Regions from separate parts of the Mus musculus genome. Here region 1 is linked to region 2. A link is a loop called in an ENCODE intact Hi-C map of the cell type or tissue named here. Cell type or tissue: left cerebral cortex. All regions are shown on one strand. Links, peaks and the distances in the headings refer to the core of each region. The heading gives the core; the rest is flanking DNA.

What was found. A loop is a pair of places that touch in the nucleus more often than their neighbours do. Peaks named below come from ENCODE experiments on the same cell type or tissue, not always from the same donor. Only the 100,000 strongest peaks of a DNase experiment are listed, where the experiment ranks them.
Region 1: it touches region 2 in a loop (1.9-fold over the local background); 4 of 42 quality-filtered maps call a loop at or near these places.

Annotation. Positions count from the first base shown.
Region 1 is chr1:135,628,875-135,639,438 of GRCm38, reverse strand. It overlaps a transcript of Nav1 not described here. Among named protein-coding and RNA genes, the nearest start is that of Gm4793, 36 kb to the right of the region's middle. In left cerebral cortex, for the core only: a CTCF peak has its summit at 5,331; DNase peaks (open chromatin) are centred at 1,673, 3,891 and 7,726; H3K27ac peaks cover 1,515 bases.
Region 2 is chr1:135,580,552-135,591,115 of GRCm38, reverse strand. Nav1 (neuron navigator 1) reads left to right here and starts at 5,761. Exons shown (of 30, transcript NM_173437.2): 1 at 5,761-6,561. The coding sequence starts at 5,796. In left cerebral cortex, for the core only: a CTCF peak has its summit at 5,383; DNase peaks (open chromatin) are centred at 7,038, 7,679, 7,929, 8,775 and 5 more places; H3K4me3 peaks cover 3,927 bases; H3K27ac peaks cover 3,684 bases.

The sequences.
Region 1 (10,564 bases), core at 1,156-9,155, 48 kb before region 2:
CTTACAACAATGCCTACCTAGCAACAGGTGAGCAAAAAGGTCATTGCTGTTATCTGAGCAGGCATTATGGAGTGGACCCCAAATAGAGGCTATGTGGCTTGACCCTCCCAAGCACCCTGGAGAGAAGACAATGTTATTTCCATTTCACAGGTTCAGAGAGTGAGGTGGAGGAGGTGTGGTTAGGAAGCACCCGGCACCATGCTGGTTACAAGGACAGTATGAACAGGAAATGCATCCAGGCTCCTCTGATCACCCACACTCACCCTTCTCTCCATCCCACTCTCTCCTGCCTTCCATTTTATTTTTATTTTTTTAGAAATTTTGGCAGCCTTTTTGAGGTATAATGAAATTCAACGTGCTTTTAACAAAATTATTCAGTTGTTTAATTTTAATCATGATATAAAACATTTCCATCTTCCCCAAAGTTCCAAACAGTCAGTCTCCCTTTTCCTGGTCCTTGGCACCCTCTAAAGGAAGGAGAAATCAGTATTTGCTTGGATGAAGCTTATGTCTATGCTACAGCAAGGGTCAGACTATGTAGTCACAGGTCATTGAGCTGGGCCAGCCACACCTAATGCTGAACCATCCAGGCCTCCTTTTCGAGCACCAGAGAGTGAAGCAGGGTGGGGTTGTGATGGACTTTAGGTGGGCCTGCTGCAGCTCTGATTCAATGTCTGGACCACTGATGACCATAGTGTCTTGTCTTCCTCATGCCCACCCTCCATCCCCCGCTTCTCCTTCTGTCTTTCTCTGGCTTTATTGTCCTGGACCAGTGGCACCATCTACCCAGCTACCTATCTTTTTCCTTCATGCCTCTCTGCGTGCTAGCGGCAGTCAGTTTTATGAGATGGAGGATGGGGAGACCACTCTGTTCCCTGCAGAATTCCCAGCTAGCCCTGACAATGGTGTCCATCACAAAGCTGACCCTACTATCTGGATGAATGACTGCTCCAGCCCCGTGCTTTTGCCATGCTGTATAACAAGTGTGTAAGAGTCAAAACCCAGCTGTGCAGTGGTGGCGCACGCCTTTAATTCCAACACTTGGGAGGCAGAGGCAAATAGATCTCTCAGTTCGAGGCCAGCCTGGTCTACAGAGTTAGTTCCAGGACAGCCAGGGCTGTACAGAGAAACTCTGTCTCGAAAACCAAAAAGGAAAAAAGAAAAAAAAAGTAAAAAACCCTGTAAGGCTTTTTTTTCCATCCCTGCCTTCTAATTTGCTGCTTCTTCTTAGATAATGTAGGCACCTGGAAAAAAATAAAAGACAGAGAAGGAAGGTAGTTTTTGTCATTGTTTAGCCTCAAGTGACAGGGTGATCCAACAAGAACCTCTTAGTCCAGGACCCAGGAGGAAACATACCCTATGTATATATGCACAAGGTGTCTGTCTGCATCAGGCCCACCTTAGCTCCGTTGCAGTGGAGTGGCCTCTTGGGGGCTCCTGGTGAGGTACTGGTCCTGCCTGGCTGAACAGGCCTGATGTAGAAGAGGGAATGGGAAACCATAGGGAACTAGGCCGGCACTCAGAGAAAACAAGCATATACAAATGTATGCAGATGTATGCAAATCTCTGCAGCTTTGCCCGGAGCCTAGCTGGCTCTCTGAGTGGGAGCCTGGACCCCACCCTAGGTTCAACATCTCTTTTTGGCCCATTAATCTCTTCCTCCTACTTCTCCCTCCCAGGAGCATCTGCCTCTTCACGGTGGCATTTTCCCTGGACCACATGAGGGGTCTGGGAAGATAAGAAAGCTGAGTCACCAGGCAGGGGAAGGAAGAGACACAGTTCCAAGCTGGGAATGACAGCATGGGAAAGTGGCAAGAGAGCTAACTCACTTCCTGCTCACAAGTCTCTGTTTAGCCCTAGATGTCAAAATCACCAGCTTTTAGATGGGGCATTACCACTCAGCTTCTGGGACAATCTAAGCAGAGCTCTGGGTTCTCGGGCAAACCAAGCAGCGAGGAAATGGTTGTGTGGGCCTCCTCTACCTCTCCTCTCAGTGCCCATTGTCCTCTCACAAGGCAGGTCTCCTGAGGCACCTAATGGGGGACACTAACTCTCCTGTGGTGCGGGCCCCCAGTGCTCTACTGAGCAATCCCCGTCTCACTGCCATCCTCTCATTTACTGTTGGCCAATCTAAGGGGCAGCTACGGCAGATGTGAGCCTCAACCAAGTTTGAGGGAAAAGCCTGTGGGCCCCACTCTGAAAAAGTGCAGGGCCGACTGGGAAGTGGTGGGACAAAAGACCAAAGAGCAAGTTCTGGACAGCTCTCAGCTTTACTGTTCCTCTTGGTAGTGGGTGAGAATCATTTCCCTAGTGCCCCACAGCCAACACCAGCATGTCTCCTGCTCCTCCTATGAGACAGTGGAAAGAGGAGTGGTTAGCGAGCGTATCAGCTGTGAATGAAAGACCTGGGAGGCTGTGCTCAAAGTCAGATAGCTAAGAGCGATTAGAAAGGAGGATGGAAGAGGATGGAGGAGGATGGAGATGGAGGATGGAGATGGAGGATGGAGATGGAGGATGGAGGGTAGAAGATGGAGGAAGAGATAACCAGATGTATCTTGCAGGGAAGCTGAGGAAAACACAGGTCTCATGGCTCAGTCAGCAAAATGGGGACACATTGCTGAAGGGCCACCTGGATGAGGAGTCAGCCCTTGTCCCTCTGGTTCAGGCTCCACTGTCAGACGAGGGACGATTGGAATACATTTAGTGTCCCTCTCCTGTGACTCAGACGCTGTCATTCTCAGTTACATCTTTTCTCTCTCTCTCCCTGATCTCTAGGCGCCTCAAGGGAGGTTGTCCTTATCATCAAAGATGCCCCCTAACCTTGCCATCAATGTCCCTGGACCTTGGGTCGTAACCAAGACTCTGGTGGGAAAAGCAGCCTTCAGTCGCAGCCCCCTGTCCTTTGGCTTTATGAGGCTCTCCATGATGAATGCCCTCCCCAGGCCCAACCTGACTCCAGCTGTAGGCCCATCCATCCGTCAGTCTCACGGCCCTTCAGTAAGAGAGGGGACACTTTAGCCCTCAGACTCCAACCCACTCCAGGCCTGCGTCTTCCTCTCCCCTGGGGTAGACTAATGCAGGCTCATAAATTAAGACATCTGCTCTCTCTCCCCTGTAAGCCCAGAAACCTGGGGCTCTGTAATATCTCCCTTGTTTTCTTTGGCTCTATTTAACTTTCCTCCAATTAGTTAGGCCCTGGGGCAGCGGCTAGACGACAGATGAGTCAGAGGCACCAGATCCAGAACCCAGAGTTTATCCAAATGTCGGGGACCTGGTTGTTTTTCTATTCTTTTGCTCAGTTCTCCCAGCTTCTATGCCCTGGACCTGCACCAGATTTGTGGTCACTGGTGCATCTCCTTGCTATTAACTCTACTGATAGAATGAGGAGAGAGCTGTTTAACATATGCTTAAGTACACATTTTGCACCCCTCAAGATTGAGGCTCCCCAGTGGTCTTAGTGCCGGCTCCTCCCTCAACCCCGAGCTACACCTCCTCCCAAAACTATCCCTGCTGCTTCTGTCCGGCTGCAGCTGCAGAGATGATGATGATGATGGGCTGGGGCCATGGGAGGCTCGCCAGGATGCTGATGAATTAAGAGCAGGTGTTGAGAGTCTGACTTCAGGTCCTGGGGGTTCAGGGATGGGGGAAACACATCAGTACAGATGGGAAGAGGGGAGAGATCTTTGGTACGCTGCTATACAGAGAACAGCCTGACAAGAGCAAAGAGCTAAGAAGTCTGACTATGGGAAGGAATTGTTTCTCCACCACATGTGTGCCTCAAAGAGCCATTTTGGGTCCAGGCTGTGCTCAGCCCCACACCACGGCCACGGCAGTGTCTCAAGCTTGCAGAGGCTCACTTCTGCCTGCCTTGTCCGTATCATAGGCTTCTGGCCCACGCAGGCTTGGAGTTTCAGAATGACTGTAGAAAAAGAGAGAGGAAGAGGTGGCTGCTAGAAAGATACAGCAGAAAGCTCCTGCTCAGGGACTGCAGGAAGCTGCAGGAAGGGTGCCTCAGAGCCACCCATTGGTCTGTGCTGACAGGGATTTCTTTTAGGGTACCCTGAGACCAGTGAATGGCTACTGGCAGAGGCCGGGTAATTCCGGTGGTTCTGTAGCAAGGCCAACTGTGCAGTCATCGTGATGCAAGCCTTCCAGCCCATTATCAGGTAATGGCAGAGACAAGGTCCATCTAGGTTGCCTGACTCTAGTAGAAGGGAGAGGAGGAAACAGGGAGGTAGGTGTTATCTCCTGAGGGTGTATCAAAAGTCGATCCTCTGGCACGAGGGTAACGGGGAAAGTAAGGAGAGTGATGGTCTGCAGGAAAGGCAGTTGGACCCTCCCCCCACGCCTCCCACCCAGTCTTGTAAAGGAAGGAGCAGAACAGCAGGAAATGGTTAAGGAGGGAGGAAGGCAGCCACAGGTTTCCAGGTTGGAACTAGGAGGTATGGGAGCTGTCCAGCACGGAAACCTGCTGAAACCAGCAAGGACCTGCGGCCTGAAGTGGGTAGGAAGGCAATGTCTCTCCCAGGGTTGCTGTTTTCCTCTTGCTGCCTCCACTGTGTTTCAGGGAGGTATGTTGGAGGGACCAGCCAGTTGGTTCTGGAAAAGGAAACACTGAGAAGAGAATATCTGAATCTTCTCCATGGGGAAAGGCATGAGAAAAGTAACAAAGCTAAGCACTGGTCCAAGACAAGGCGTGCTAGCACATCCCCGAAGGCAAAACGTGGCAATATGGAACATTGCTTGCACCTCTAGTACTCACATGGTGACTCACTATGTGTCCGAGTACTGGTGTGTCCAAGCCAGGGTGACTTGGTCCTCAGACAGTCACATTGGGAGAGCCCTCGTCTCTGCAGTCTAAGGCTCAGCTTGAGTGTCTGTCTCTGCTCCAAAACTTGCTCATTTGAGCTCTATTTTCTCAGGTGCTTCTGTGAGCTCCTGTGCTGTGCTAGGCTCAAGGACGTATGAGAACCACAAAGGCACCTTATTCAGATACACAGCCGTTAGAATCAAGCACAGTTCTGCTTCTCTTCCTCCAGTCAGTGAGCCCTTTCTATTTGGCTGACATTCAGAAATGCTGTCTTTGGTGAGCTTCCCTTCTCTGGCTCAACTGACACTTTTTCCTCAAGTGACTCCTCGAAGCCTCCTCCCCACCCCAGATGCCAAGGCATCACCTTTACCTACAGATTCTTTCTTTTCAGACGTAGCAGGCATGGTGGTATGAACAGGAATGGCTCCCGTAGACTCAAGTGTTTGAATGCTTGGCTCAGGGAGAGGCACTATGAGGAGGTGTGGCCTTGTTGGAGTGGGTGTGGCTTTGTTGGGGGAAGTGTGTCACTAGGAGGCAGGCTTTGAGGTTTCAGATGTTCAAGTCCAGCTCAGTGAGTCAATCTTTTCCTGCTACCTCCTGATCAGGATGCAGAACTCTCAGTTCCTTCTCCAGTATCATGTCTGCCTGCATGGTGCTGTGCTTCCTGCCATGATGATAATGGACTAAACCTCTGAAACTGTAAGCCAGCCCTAATTAAATGTTTTCCATTATAAGAGTTGCCATGGTCATGGTGTCTCTTCCCAGCAATAAAACCCTAAGACACCTGGCTTTTAGTTAATCTAGGGGCAGGCTTTGAACTGGGGAAGGACAGGCTGGAACAGCTATGCACAGTGAAAGGTCAGGATCAGAGTCTGGCTCTCCAGCATGACCACTGTCTTACAGCCCAGAGAAAAAGAGGAAGTCCCTTCCCACTGCTTTGGGATAACTTGAAAGCAGTATTCTTGTGCTGTTTCTGCTATGACATGTGCGTCTTCTGTAACCAGGATATTCTTTACCTCTTGCTTCAGTCCTTCCCAGCATGCCCCTCTTCTGGTACGCTCATTAACTGTGGTTATCTCACTTCGTGACTAGCTCCCCAGAAGTTGTCTATGTCGTTTTAGTCAGAGATGTCATGGGAAGCCAAGAAGGCTCTGAGGCCTGCAGCTTGGACTTAAATATTGGCCAATCTAATCTGTGTCTTAGTGGGATTAAGATGAGTGCCTCGACCAGAGTCAGTCTCCTTTCTCTTACTTGTAAAATGGAAACAGTAACATTTTCCACATCACAGGGTTTTCTGAAGTGAAATTAGCTGATACATATGAAAGGCTAGGGGCAGTGGCTGGTACACAGTGAATGTCACATATACTCTTGTCTCTTGTCACTGCATTTCTCTCAAGCGTCTGTCTGCCTTGTGGACCTCATCTCTCCCGTAAGGCTGGAAAGCCCCAGAAGCACCTTCATGTGTCCTCCAACCTGGATGCTTCCTGACGGCAGATATTCTTCTCTCCTTGGGGGTAATCCAACACTGACGCTGATGCTAGCCCTAAGTTAGCCAGGGCTTCGGACACACCAAGGGAATATGAACAACCTCATATCGTTACCACCTGGGCCTGAGAGGTACCCTCATGGGTTAGACTGCCAAAGAATTCCTGTTTTGTTTTGTTTTCTAGATCACTCAAGGACTAACACTGTCATTCTTTTTTTTCTCTCTCTCTCTCTCTCTCTCACATACACACACATATACTTCCTACAGACTCTCCCTCCTTTTTTTAAAAAAAGATTTATTTATTTTATATATGTGAGTATACTGCTTTCAGACACACCAGAAGAGAGGGTCAGATCCCATTACAGATGGTTGTGAGCCACTGTGTGGTTGCTGGGAATTGAACTCAGGACCTCTGGAAGAGCAGTCAGTGCCCTTAACTGCAGAGCCATCTCGTCAGCCCCAAGCTTCCCTTTTTGGTCATTCCCAAAGTACTTTGTGTAGTTATCTATTTAACCGTATTTATTGACCACACAACAGGGTTGTGGGAGGTAGTGATGGGCTTCTAGAATGCCCCCATTGAACTTACAGCCCTGTGGGAAGAGACTGAACAGGTAGGATGAGTTTTAACAACACACAGAAGGAACTCTGGTTTAGCCCAAGGGCTGCAGAAGTGACCTTGTAATCAGAGCCAACAACTATGAAGCACGCCTATGGGCAAGTGGGGTAGTTTGCATGAAAATGGCTCCATAGGCTCATAGGGAGTGGCACTATTGGGAGGTGTGGCCTTGCTGGAGTGGGTATGGCCTTGTCAGAGAAAGTGTGTCACTGGGAATGGGCTCTGGGGTCTCTGATGCTCTAGCCTGGCCAGTGTGTCATTGTCTCTCCTGATGCCTGAGGATCCAAATGTAGAATTCCTGTAATTTTTGCATGCATGTCAGCCTGTATGCCACCATGCTTCCCACCATGATGATAATGGACTAAACCTCTGGACTGTAAGCCAGCCCCAGATAAATGTTTCCTCTTATAACAGTTGTGGTGGCCGTGGTGTCTCTTCACAGCAATAGAAACCCTAGGACAGCAGTTTAGAGTGTTCTGGGTTTTCTGCAGCCTCCTCTTGCTTCCCAGCCTCTACCTTCTCAAAGCACCCAGCGTTTCCTGGGATTCACACATACCTGTCTTTACCGCATATCTCCCACTTCCAATCTTACCATCTTTCTGGGGGCTCTGTGTTGATTGGAGTTGAGACTTTCTGAGTGAGCAGCGCTCGTAGTGCAAACCACAGATGATCAGATAACATCCTAACATGCCCCGGAGGGCTTCCAGCTAATGTTTGAAGACTGGATCTACAGACACCTTCCTGCAGGCTGCAGCCTCTGCTCTGCTGGGCTGAGTGCCAAGCTACGATAACACAGGGAGCACGTGGGCCAGATTTCCTCCTTCCTACTCCTCAGGAAGCTCCGCCCCTGCCCTCCACCCTACTTCCTGTTTAGCCCAGAAGTCCAGGTCAGCTTCCTTAACAGCTGTTGCTCATGTTCTTCATTTAGACTGGTGAGCTAGCAGCTCAGTGAGATGAAGTGAGGCCAATCCTTCCCAGGAGCCTTCATTCCGGGGCCCGCAGAGAACAAGAGTGGGGGGGGGGGGTTGACCATCCTGCCTCTGTAAGGGACAGAGGAGAGGAGCCCAGCTTCAGGGACCAAGAAGCAGACCAGCATATTGATTGTCTAGTCTGATCCAGACACAGTACTTGGCAGCAGACTAACTTCCTCAAGAAGGCATCATTGCTAGAGATGTCCAGGATAGATCAGGAGTGAAGAGCATTGTTGTGTACGTGGCATGGAGACGGAGCTCAGGGCCTCTCTTCTCCTCAGAGAAGGTCAGGGAGATCTTCTCAGATGGGAAATCTTTTTTTTTTTTTTTTGGATGGGAAATCCTAGTGGTACCCAGGCAGCAGAGTCTTCAGTCCAGGGACTGGGGGATGGAGAGAGGAGGCTGCTCTTCCTTCTATGGTTAGTCTTGGAGCTGAATGGGTTCTACAAGGGTCATCCTATCCTTGCCCTTGCCTTGGACAGGTGGCTAATATCAGGGAGGTATTAGGATTAGGGGGCTCTGCCCTTCACTCAGAAACCACTTCCAGCCCTGCGTGGTGTACATGCTTGTAATCCCAGGGGACCCCAAGTTAAAGGCCATCCTGGAGGACATACTGAGAGCCTGTCTCAAGAAACGGAAAACAACACAAACATTTCTGGAGCTTTTCCTGGGGCCTGGACTGGATTGGTCCCACTTAACATAAGGAGGAGTCAAACCAGGTATCTGGGTGTTGGGGGTCACTGACTTTCCCAGTCTCCTCACCTAGGCCCCGCTGGCAAGGATGGATCTCCTAGGAAAGAGAAATCATATCAGAGAGCTCTCTGAGAAGGTAATGCCACACGCTTCATGGGGCACATGTTCAGGATCTCCCGGCTGCCACCCTGGTCATTTTCTTCTCTGGTTCTAATTTTTATGGTTGGAAAGGGACTTCAAGACCCTATCTTAGTGAAAATGGAAGACAAAGGTTTTATATCTGCAAAGCCCATTAGCCAGCATCCCTCGATTCATGGCGGATATGCCACCCCAGTCCATTAACCTCTACCGGGCCAGCCCTCCTGCTCTGGATACAATTCAGTTTTCTGTGACCCTCGTAAACTACAGAGCACAAAACTAATGTGTTGAGAGTTTCATGAGGTCCTGACCCTAGTACAGAGGTCTGGGATCTCAGACACAGGATCCCCACCCCCATCCCCTGATGTTGATGTTCTGGAAGTATCTTTCTATGAATCTTACCTCTCTAGAAAGATAAGCCTTTACCAGGGGTCTTTTTATGGGGGGAGCTGCAGGAAGGCTTCCTGAGAACACTCAGATTCCTGTTAGCACCATTCTTATCCTTGCTATAAAAGAGGCCATGCTGGGGATGGGGCCCGAGGGTGTGGAGCGGGGAGGGGAGAGTGTCTGTGTCATAAGCAAGAAAAGATCCGCAGTGCTTAAGCGCTGGGTGCATCACCAGGGCTAGTCTGAGGAGGGAGAGAAACAACACTTTATTTGGAAACAATTCTGCTGAGATGCAGTGTCTCAACTTCTCTTTCCAGCTGTTTGTTATGAGGTGCTTGCTGTGTGCTCAAAACAGGGGCTGAGTCTTAAAGTTACAGGCCATGTTCTGGGCTTCGATCCAAAGGAGCAGCTCAGAGCAGATGAGCAGCCCTTAGGGGAAGGGTCCTAAGCAGTCAGCTCTTCTGGGTTCCCCTTATTTATTAGGGTTCTGGGGCAGTTCTCTCTCAAAGCCTTTGCACTTGGAATGACCCTTGGACAGGAAGGCACCCAGGCTGGGGTAGAGGAAGGTTTCCATAGAAAGAGTCTCCAGGTGGAGGCAGCCAGTGAATCTCCTGCAGGGCTCACCTTCTCTGAGACTTAATTTCTCCTTCCTTGGGTTCCAAACCTAGAATGGACAGTAAAACAAATGTCTTCTGCCTTTTCTCTGAAACATGGCAAGGTGGACTACAGTCTTTATTTTATTTGTTTGTTTGTTTGTTTGTTTGTTTGTTTTTCCAGAGCTGAGGACCGAACCCAGGGCCTTGCGCTTGCTAGACAACTGCTCTACCACTGAGCTAAATCCCCAACCCCTTATTTTTATTTTTATTGGAGTTTTTTGAGACAGAGTTTCTCTGTGTAGTCCTGGCTGTCCTGGAACTCACTCTGTAGACCAGGCTGGCCTCGAACTCAGAAATCTGCCTGACTCTGCCTCCCGAGTGCTGGGATTAATGGCGTGCGCCATCACTGCCCGGCCTGTCTTTTTATTTTTGAATTAACATTTTATTTTGCATGTGGGCGCACATGCACCGTGGCATGTCTGTGGGGGTCAGAATGACATTGTGCAGGGATTGCTTCTCTCCATCCACTGTGTGAGCCCTGGGAATGCAACTCAAATGGTTGACAAATGCCTTTACCCACTGAGCCATCTCACTGGTTCAGGATCCAGTCTTCAAAGGGCATTGTGGGTTTTAGAAGGTGGAGGTGAGCCAAATGCAACAGGAAAAGAAGGGACCATTGAAGGAAAACAAAACAAAACTGGTGAACTCCAAAGAGAGCTTGCAGTTTAGTCAATAGTAATATGCCGGTGTTAGTCTCCAGGTTTTGACAATGACGTGTGGTTGTGTGAAGCTTGAACATTAAGGGAAACCGGGCAGAGGGCAGATGGGAGTGCTGCTCCTTTTCCTAAGAAAATAAATAATAGCAAG
Region 2 (10,564 bases), core at 903-8,902:
ACAAGGGCAGAATCAGTGGCCTCCTCCTGTCCCAGGGCTGCTGAGGAAAGATGTTCCTGGGACTGCATCCCAGAGGCCTGGCTCCCACTCCACGCGCCAGCTGTGCTGTCTCTCACCACAGGGTACTGAGAGGTCACCCCTGTTTACAGGCCCCACACATCTGTTGTGAGTCACGCATTCATTCACTGAATCAGTCGTCACTCAGCAAATATTCCTGAGAGCCCACTATGCGCGCGCACGGGACTCTGATAGCCTTTGAAGACAAGTTCAACCAAAAATGGATTCTGAAGAAACACAAACAGATGATGAATGATGGCTACAGATGTTAGGGGATCATCAAAGTGGCTGCAGTGGGGCGGGGCGGGGCAGGGCAGGGGGTGGCATCCTTAAAGAAGGGGCATTAGCCTTCACAAAGGGTTGAGGGAAGTTGGGTTTGTTAGCACACAGCAATTTCAGCATTCAGAAAAGACTGAGGCAGGAGGATATTATGTTCAAAGCTAGCTTGGTGAGACCTTGTCTCAAGGGGGAAAAAATCCATTCAAGAGTTGTATAGGCCCAAAACCTTAGGGGTAATATTCTTCTCTTTTTTAATTTTGACAGAGGGTCTACTGACAATTAGCCTTATGACACTTTTTTAAAAAAACATTTATTTATTTATTATATGTAAGTATACTGTAGCTGTTTTCAGACACCCCAGAAGAGGGCATCAAATCTCATTACAGATGGTTGTGAGCCACCATGTGGTTGTTGGGATTTGAACTCAGGACCTTTGGAAGAGCAGTCAGTGGTCTTAACTGCTGAGCCATCTCTCCAGCCCAGGAGTAATATTCTTGACCCCCCTCTTTCCTGCACACCCACATTTAGCCCATGAGCAGGTTCTAATGGCTCTACTGTACGCCACTGCTGATTTCTTCTCATGACCACTGTCTCCATAACCATCTCCACTACTATCTATCTCCACCACCATCTTTCAGCTGAGCTCACCATTCAGCCAAGAACTTGTACAAGAACTTTTGCCTTCACAAAAGACTCAAAAGGAAGCCAGGTCTCTCTCTCTCTGACTGTGTGATTCCAAATGACATTTGTATATAAAGACCTAAAAGGCCCTCTGTGCCCTGCCCACCCCCAATTTCTCACCACTTTCTCACATCTTCTCACCCCTCTTCTTTCTCTCCAACATCTTATCTTCCTTGTTTTCTTTCAAAAATACACCATGAATTTCTTATTTCCATCTCGACTCTTTCTCCCTAGCATTTTTTTTTACATTTATTTTGCGTGTGTCCGTGGGACCCTAGAGGACAACTCTCCAGAGTCGGTTCCATGCTTTGGTTTCTGGGAGTGGAGCTGAAGTTGCCAAGCTCAGGGGCAAGCCTGCTTACCCACTGAGCTATCTTGTCGGCCCTTCCTTAGCACTTTTAAGTAACTGGTATCTCTAAGCCAATTCGTTGTCTGTCTTTTCCCACTGAGGATAAGGGTTTCTGTTTTGTTAAATCCTCAACATCTATCCCAGCTGACCATGAACCAGCATGAGCAACTGGGAGCTGTCTTTCTAGAGTCTCTGTGCTCAAACATCAGTTATTTCCACAGCCTCTGGCTGGTCTTGCCCGCATTCTGAGGTCCCTGCTGAGGGGTGGAGTGACTTAGGGAAATGACCAGGTAGAAGAACAGGGATATATCAGAATCTTCTTGGAAAGTTACAAAAAAGGTTATTATAGGGAGGTGAACACAGAAAGCCTTAAAGAGCTGTCACTCTTTGGGGTTGATGGTACCAGGCCCTAGCTGGGGATGACAGGCTAGGCTTGCACACACAACACACATGGTTGGGTTTCTAGTCCTTGTTCTCCAGATCCTGACTCTGGGCACAGAAACGAGAGTGCTGCCTGTCCCCAAACTCTGTGTTGAGCTCTGTAGGGAGTAGGGTGTGGACTCCCCCACCCACCCCGCCATGCTCTCTCCCGAACATTCCTTCTTTCCAAGGTCACCTTTCAAGGTCACTGGGTCAGAAACAGCTCAGCTCTCATTTCTACCTTCTTCTCCCTTCCAGTGCCTTCTCTTCAGCTCTGCTAACACTATCCCAACAAGCAGAGCCCCAGACCACACACCACCCCTGTGTTGTGTTACATCCTTTTCAGTCACAGGAGTGTGACAATGTAAAGTCCCCACAGCGTGCCTTTCCTTGGCGCTGTGCCTACATCTTCCTTCCTTACACTGCTTCAAACTATCAGTCAATAAGACATGGTTGAATCGCACATCCTAATTCCAGTACCAAAATGGGCGTGTCAAGCTTGCTATAAGAGTGCTAGGGACTGAAGATATAAATGATTCCAAACCAGCCTCTTTCCCCACCTTCCCAGTAGGAACTGGCAGGAGCCAGCTCTCAGGTCACTGACATCATCAGCACCCTCTGTCTGCCCAGCTCACTCCCCCCCACCCAATCTTGCAGTCCTTTGAGGATCATTGGTCTCTATGCAACAAACCATTTGAGACCTGGCATTTTCACAGGGTGGCAAAGGAGGAAATGGCTGAGGCTGAGGGGCTCAGGGCTGATCTTGAAACAGTATGACATGGCAGAACCCTCTCTTTTTAGGAATCACTGGAGGAAATGCTCTGTACATCTCGGCTTTATCGACAGATGCCAGAATGGCTGTTGCCACGGCAGCAGAGCATCCTCCCTCCAGAAGAGGACGGTTGGGAAACACTGGGGATGTGAAAAGAATAGGAAAGAGTGAGACAGAGGTGTGCTAGGGAGCCTTGGAGTATTCCAAGATGCCAGGCTGGTGTGTAAGGGACCGCTACCTGGCCCCGGGAAGATTCTATAAAGACAGGAGGAAGACGGCTCTCAAGGATCCTGGCAGTGAGGCAATTTGTGACATTGTGCATAGACAGTATTTTACATCTCAGAAACCGACAGGTGACGTGCTGTGGGGGAGGGAGAGGGACCCCAGGCTTAGAAGGTAGAAAGGGGTGGGGCCTCTATTCTGGTGAGAACAGCTACCAACCTGATTTCAGTCCAAAGTCTTTCATCTGGTCTGTCCTCTTCTAAAGAGAAGCAGAATTTCAGGGGCTGTTTACTGGACGAAGGGGAGGGACTTGAGATTTGGGGAATACGGAATCCCGTGAGAGACAGGCTAGAGGAACAAAGAGGGTACAGAGAAGAGGAAGACCTGAGCTGACACAGTGAGGGAGTGAGACACCGTGGCGGAAGGAAGGTCAGGTCCCAGGGGCAGTGGGCATCCGGAGCAAAGGAAATGCGGATGGACAGAAGGACTCATGGAATTGGGCCTCACAAAGTGCTGAAGGCCTCCCTACAGATATGGCCATCAGAGGGGAAGGATCAGGTTCAGCCAGGGGTATTGGCTGCAGCAGTAGGCATGAGTGAATGGACATGGGGTTGTTTAGTCAGGATGTTAACTAGAGGAGAAGAATCTATATGCTGGGGGCGGGGTGGGGGACGGGGGACTATCAATAACAACCAAGAACTTGGTCAATCCACCCACCTGCCCCCTTTGATTTTCAAATTGCATTTTTTAGAGACAGCAGCATCCCCGTGTGATGGAGTCAGGGAAATATTATGTAAATTACAGAATGGCGGATAAATAAGAATGAGAACTTTTAAAATGATTTTTTTCCCCACAATCCTAGCACTCAGGGGGCTGAAGCAGGAGGATTCCCAAGGCCCAGTGGTTTGTGACACTATTACAAGTCATCTGTGGGATCAGAGACATTCCAGCTCTTACTTGAACTAGGAGCTTATGTTCAGGCACAAGCATGAGTGCTTGTGTGTCCTGTGACAGCTCATAGTCTAGCTGGAGAGTCCCCAACAGTCCTCTGACAAGCTTCAAATCTCTGTGTCCTATATGGACTTGCAGGCTTGGCTCCACCTCTGAGTTTCCCAAGATCTGGACTTAGGGCCTTTGAGGGCACTCTGCCTGGTGAATCTCAACACCCAGACCTCTGCCTGCACTGTGAGGCAGCACCTCTTGCCACTGCTGTAACTAGAACACAACATATCCATGCCTGTCTTCCTGAGATAAGTGTGTGACATTGCATTTTTCACAAGGACAAAGTTATCTCCCTGAGTCTTGGGTTGTCTGCCTTGTATCCCTGTCAGGCATTAAGTTCTTTAAGGGTAGACTCTCTCCATCTTTCTCTGGATCTCCAAGGTCAGCTAAAAGTTCACAGTTCACCTCTCTGCCCAATAACCCCATTTCTAGCACTGTACTAGATACAGCCTCTCTGCTACAGTCCCTGTCCTAGAAAGGTTCATAGAATCTCAATCCAGCCCTGGGGTCATCATGGAAGTTAAAGTACCCAGGGCTCTGGTCAGTACCCTTGGCTCTGGCCAGCACCCAGTGTCCAGCCATCTGGCCTCAGAGCCTGAGTCATTAATACCTACTCTGGGCTAGCATGGTACTTGGAGAGCTCCTATGCTGATAGAACAAACATATCCAGGATCTCTTCAGTTGGTTCTGCAGCTGGGCAGTGGTGGCGCACGCTTTTAATCCCAGCACTCGGGAGGCAGAGTCAGGCAGATTTCTGAGTTCGAGGCCAGCCTGGTCTACAGAGTGAGTTCCAGGACAGCCAGGGCTACACAGAGAAATCCCGCCTCCAAAAACAAAAAACAAAACAAAACAAAAAATGCTCTGCCAAGGGACCTATGCTAACTCTCCTGTGTCCTTAGTGTCCCAAAGCCCCTTTTCCTAGGAAGCTAGGATTAAAACCATTGTAAGAGCAACAGAGGTTCAATGACTTTGACAAGGTCATGTGATCAAGTGGAATGGTGACTCGGACTCCTGCACCCAACAGTTAGCCGCTTCAACCCCTCAGGTCCCTGTCCCTGTCAACCCTAGGCACTGTCTAAAGCAGCCTGTTCTGTCCTGTGTCCCTTACCTTCTGGGTTTAGGAGGGCAAAATACACCATAGAGACTAAAGGTAACTAAAGGTAAAGAATTTCTGAGGGAAACCAAAGGTAACGGTTTGTGAGAGCTTCCCTCAGGCTCTGCCAGTTTCTACCCAAGACCTACAGGGCCACTCTTTCTCCTGGGTCAAAGACACCCTTTCCCAGGACCTTTACCTGTACCCCTAAGTCTCCCTTCCTCCACTCATGCTTTTTTCCAGATGCAGCAGGGAACCTTCTACCCCATCTCTCTGTAGAAAGCAAGGAGAAAAACTGGTGGGATCCTCTCTGTGCCCCCGGGGCTCAGCTCACAGACACCTCCCCCTCCCGAGCCAGAAATAGACACACTCTCTCCCCTACCTCCCTCCCCTTGCGCACACTCCACCCCTCCTCCTGTTTGCTCCCCGCCTTCCCCCTCCCCTCTTTCTCGCTGGGAGCTGCAGCCCGCAGCCTCTCCACGAGCTGGAAGGAGGAGTAGAGAGAGGGCGCTGCCCCGGAGTGTGCAGCCCGCAGCACGGATCGGCTAGCCGGGGGACAGAGACAAGATCCCAGCATCACAACACGACCTGGCTTCGATGGAGCCGCTGGTCTTCTATCGTTCCTTTGACTGATTTAAATTTTTTAATTTATATTCTCCCCGCCCCGCCCCTTTTCCTTCGACCCCGCCCCATCAACCCGCTATTTCCTTGCCTTTTCCTCTTCCCCGGCTTCCTTCTCCGCATTTCTTTCCCTTTCGCCCTCCGCTCGCCCCCTTGCTCCCTCCCCTTCCTCTCCCCTTCCTCCGCGGTTTCTTCCGTCCTCCCCCCCATTCCGCCCCCTCCTCTCCCGGCACTACCGCCCCCTCCCCCGCCCCGTGCCTGCAGACGCGCGGATCGTCCATGCGCTCCTCGCAGGCAGAATGCTGGGCAGCAGCGTCAAGAGCGTGCAGCCCGAGGTGGAGCTGAGCGGCGGCAGCGGCAGCGGCGGCGACGAGGGCGCGGACGAGTCTCGGGGAGCCAGCAGAAAGGCAGCCGCGGCGGACGGCAGAGGCATGCTGCCCAAGCGCGCCAAGGCGGCAGGAGGCAGTGGCAGTATGGCCAAGGCCAGTGCAGCGGAGCTGAAGGTCTTCAAGTCCGGCAGCGTGGACAGTCGTGTCCCCGGCGGGCTGCCTACCTCCAACCTGCGCAAACAGAAGTCGCTCACCAACCTCTCGTTTCTCACGGACTCCGAGAAAAAGCTGCAGCTGTATGAGCCTGAGTGGAGTGATGATATGGCCAAAGCACCCAAGGGTTTGGGCAAACTGGGGCCCAAGGGCCGCGAGACTCCTCTGATGTCCAAGACGCTGTCCAAGTCTGAGCATTCGCTCTTCCAACCCAAAGGTGGCTCAACCGGCGGCGCCAAGACCCCACTGGCTCCGCTAGCGCCCAGCCTAGGCAAACCTAGCCGGATTCCTCGGGGACCCTATGCGGAGGTCAAGCCTCTCAGCAAGGCGCCTGAGGCAGCGGTAAGCGATGATGGCAAATCGGATGACGAACTGCTTTCCAGCAAGGCTAAAGCGCAAAAGGGCTCAGGGACTGTGCCCTCTGCCAAGGGCCAGGAGGAGCGGGCCTTCCTCAAGGTGGACCCCGAGCTTGTGGTTACCGTGCTGGGCGACCTAGAACAGCTACTCTTCAGCCAGATGCTAGGTAAGACTTGCTGCCCCGCCCCACCCCGCCCCTGGTTTTCTCCTGGCCAGCTGCAGGAAGAGGTTTGCTTTCCCCCTTTCTCCCTTCTATACCGATCACTGGCCAGGTTAGGAGGGGTATTACTGCCCAGATGTGCAGAGCTGGCCTACCTCCAGCTGTGTCTGGCTAACGTGTGTCTTAAAGATGTCGCTGATGGGAGCCTGGGCTCTGCTGTGGCTTGTTGGAAGTGAGGGTGGACAATGGAGACGGGGGACTTGGGGGGCTCAGAAATCATTAGCTCCCTTGAATTTTAAGGTCCAGAGTCCTAATATGGCAAACCACAGTGAGGTTGGTAGAAACACCAGCTGAGGAGTAGTCTGCGCTGAATAACACAGCATCCAGCATTGCTAGGGAAGCCTAGGGTAGGAGATCTAGAGCAAAGATGTGGGGAAAGCAGATGTGAGGGCTAGTTGGTCCTTGGAGCAGGGCTGAGGCTCCACTTCCTCTGTGAATCCCGGGTGGGAGCTTGAGTCGGATTTCCCCGGGTGTGGGGGACCTGGCAGCAAGAAGTGTCTGGGGCCAGGGAGGCGGGCGGGCAGCCAGCTGTGCGCATCTGGATACACGTCCGTTCCCCCAGCCCCAAGCAGTCACCCCATCCCCCTAAATGTTTTAGGGAAAGGTCTGGGATTTTGCAAGGAGACTCCCGAGAAGCCTTTGCCCTTTGGCTAATGAAAGCCAAGCTGGCGGGAAGAGAGAAACAAAGCTTGCTCGGCGGAGGAAGCCAGAGAGCTGCTCCATTGTTCTCCAAGCCTGAACAGTCCGAGGAAAAAATCCCGAGCCAGCCCGGGAACCGTGTTTTCTTTCTGTGGAGTCCCTGTTCTCAGACAAGGATACATGGAAGATGTGCCTAAGGAGGCGGCTGTGCCTTGGTAGCCCGCACCAGCAGTACAAGAGCTGCGGGAGATCGGCTGCTAGCCACCTTAAGTGCACAGACTTGTTGCAGTGAATGTGGGTCCTCAGGCATCAGAGCCCAGGGACCCCATCTTCCTGGGTACCTTGTAGTCTGGTACCGGCTCTGCTGGGGGCTGGGAAGGGGCGTGTCGTGAGCGTGTGAAAGGGCGGGGCCAAGAGGAGGGTGGCGGTCTAAGTGACCAGATTGATGGAGAGAGAAGCTAGGGCTGGCCCAAGGCCCCTGGAGAATGCTGAAGGAAACCTGTTCAGCCTGCTGCAGTCTTCCTGAGACCTCCCCGCCTGTGGGGTGGTGAGGGTCTGGTGAACAAGGATTCTGCCTCTGACACAGATGGCTCGTGCAGACTGGACAAGGGCAAAGGGAGGAAAACAGCCTTGTGCCTTTCGGCTCCTCCCCAAATTCGATTTGAGAGTGGAAAGGAGGGATGGGGTGGAGTGTGTAGAAGTGACAGGCAGAAGTGCCACCCTATTGCCTGTTGAGCCTCTCAGAGATCCTGCCCTCGAGGAGCTCTCCATTCAGTGGGCTTAGACAGACAATAAGGAAAACTAGGCACCAGGCACCCAGGGAGCTATGTGGAGAATGAAAACTGGACTGGGGTCTAGAGAGGGACTGAGAAGGGAGGCCTGTCTTAGGCCTCACCGAAGGAGGTGGCCATGGAATTGGGCCTTGAGACATGGGGCTATCTCGGAATGAATGTACATAGTCTAAAAGGGCTGAGGGGAAAGGGCCTTCATATGCTTTGGGCAGGGGAGGAGGGGTGTTGGAGTAGAGGGCAGAGCCCCATGTTTAAGGTCAGGACTTCCTCTGTTTGGGGTGGGGTTAGTTAATCCAGCCCTCCTTCGTCAAGGCATTTCCCACACTGCCCATCAAAGGCCTCTTAGCCGCTTCTCAAGAAAGGTCACCACAGAAACTCTGAAAGATGGTCGTAGAGTTGGCTAGGGACAGGAGAGGAAGAGAAGTTGAGCCGTGGTCCCTTATTCCTGCCGAGCTGTTGTTTCCCCATCACTTAACAAATTATCGGGCGACCAGGGACCTCCTCCCTTTTTTAACTGGTCAGATGCTGGGCCAAAGGCAAGAGCCTGCTGCCTGTGCTGAAGAATCCATTCGTTCCTGAGTCCTCAGTTACAGCTCTTTTGTGGGAGACCTAAGAGGAGGAAGGGCCTACAGGTGTGGAGGGGTCTGATGAAGGTGTGTGTGCACTGGTCCTGGGCCAGCAGAGCCATTCTCATGGCCTCGTGGAGAGCCGTGGAGCTTCGCCTTCGGGTGGAGGGGAGAGGTGTGAAGTCTGCAGAGGTTTCCGTGTTGCCTCTAGATGAGAAGACCAAGATATGGTGGTGGCATCAGGCCCCAGAATATACTGTCTAGTCAGATGATAGGAGGCGGCTGATGACTTTAGGCCAAGCCTTCTTCCTGTGTGCAGATGAGGTAGAGAGGACCAGGAGGCGTGAGGGAGAAGGTAGAGCCAGTTGGCATCCCAGGGCCTGTACAAGTATGCCCAGGGTCAGGACAGGCCCCTGGTGTGCAGCAGGGCAAGCATCTGGGGACGAGGCTGCGATGATGTCTCCCCATGGCCAAAGTCAAGGAGTTTTTGCGCCCACCCTTGAAGCCCAGTATCAGCTTATGCACATTCCCCGGTACCATCTCAGACCCGACTCTGCAGGCCAAGGGCAGGGAGCTGGGACAGCCTCAAATAGGAGCCTTTGTGGAATAAAGGGGAAGAACTGCAAGCTGGTCACCCCTTCCGTTTCAGCTGGGGCCCAGATGATCGAACCAGGCTCTCGGTCCCTTCCCTAACCTGAAAGCTGCCAAGTAACTACGGTCCCCCGCTGGAGACAGTGGAAAGCATAGAAGGCTAAGGGCCAGTCCCAGGGGAAATAGGCCAGTTCTAGTACCCTAGCTTGATAGTCCCTGAGATAGTTTTGATTCTGGAGGAAGGACAGTAGGCTAGCTCAGGGGCAAAGCAGAAAGTGATATTCTCCAAATCTTTGTCCAGAAGTCCTAAGTTCTGGTTCCTCCTCTAGGGCTCAGTTTCCCCATCTATGAGTGGAAGAGGCCCTCTCATGGCTCATCCTGTAAGGGCAGAGGCTGGGATTGATTAGACCTTGGTAAACATCCTGGGTGGATCAAAGAGCACTTATATTAACATAGAGAAGTTAAAATTACAGTTATACCCCCCAAGTCATACTTTCTTCAGCTCATCAGCTCTTTATCGGAAGATTAAAGCAGTCAGTTTGTTGACTCCCCAAACGTTCAGCCTTTCAGGAAAGACTGGAACAGAGTAAAACAGTTACGATGACCCGAGGTCAGGGTGAGAAAGAGCCCAGGTCTTGGCATTCCTAGTCCCATTTCTTCACAGAAGGTGTCTGGCATCCATGGATGGGTTTCCATGGCAACAGTTCTCTACCCTCAGAAGCACCGACCAAATACAATTAAGGAGAAAAGGCAGGAAGCTATCCATTTCTAAGGCACTGGGGCGTTGGGGAGGAGGGTTGGGAAAGGATTGCTTCGGAGAATGCACTCTGGACTTGTATCAAGTGCTGTGGGGATGACCTCTTTTCCCAAGCACTTCTCGCCATCCTTCCTCCTGTGCCTTGGGGGGTGGGGGGTGGGGTGGACACGTGACTCTAGATAACTTGCCCTGAGCTGGCAGGTGTGTGTGTGTGTGTGTGTGTGAGTGTGTGTGTGTGCAAGCTCACCTAGTACCAGAAGCTCCACCCACAAGTGTGCTTGGTGATCCCAGGAACTCTCTGAGGCCTTGAAAGAGTCGGCAACCCTTCCTGCTGCCCTTCAAATGAGTAGTGGCATTTGGCTAGAGGGGAGTTTTGGAATTACAGGTTGATGGTTTGCGACAACATGCTGGGCCAGCCGGTGAATGTGCTCGTGTGGAATAGGAGATGACACAGGACCTTAGGGCTCCTGCCTTCCACCGAGCAGACCATTTCTTTCCCTGCCACTTTCAGGATGGCTTCATCCAAGGCCAGGCTTGGGTCTCCACCAAAGGGTCGACGGGGAGTCCTGTTCCGTTGCTCCTGATGGCAGGACTGAAGCTGGTCT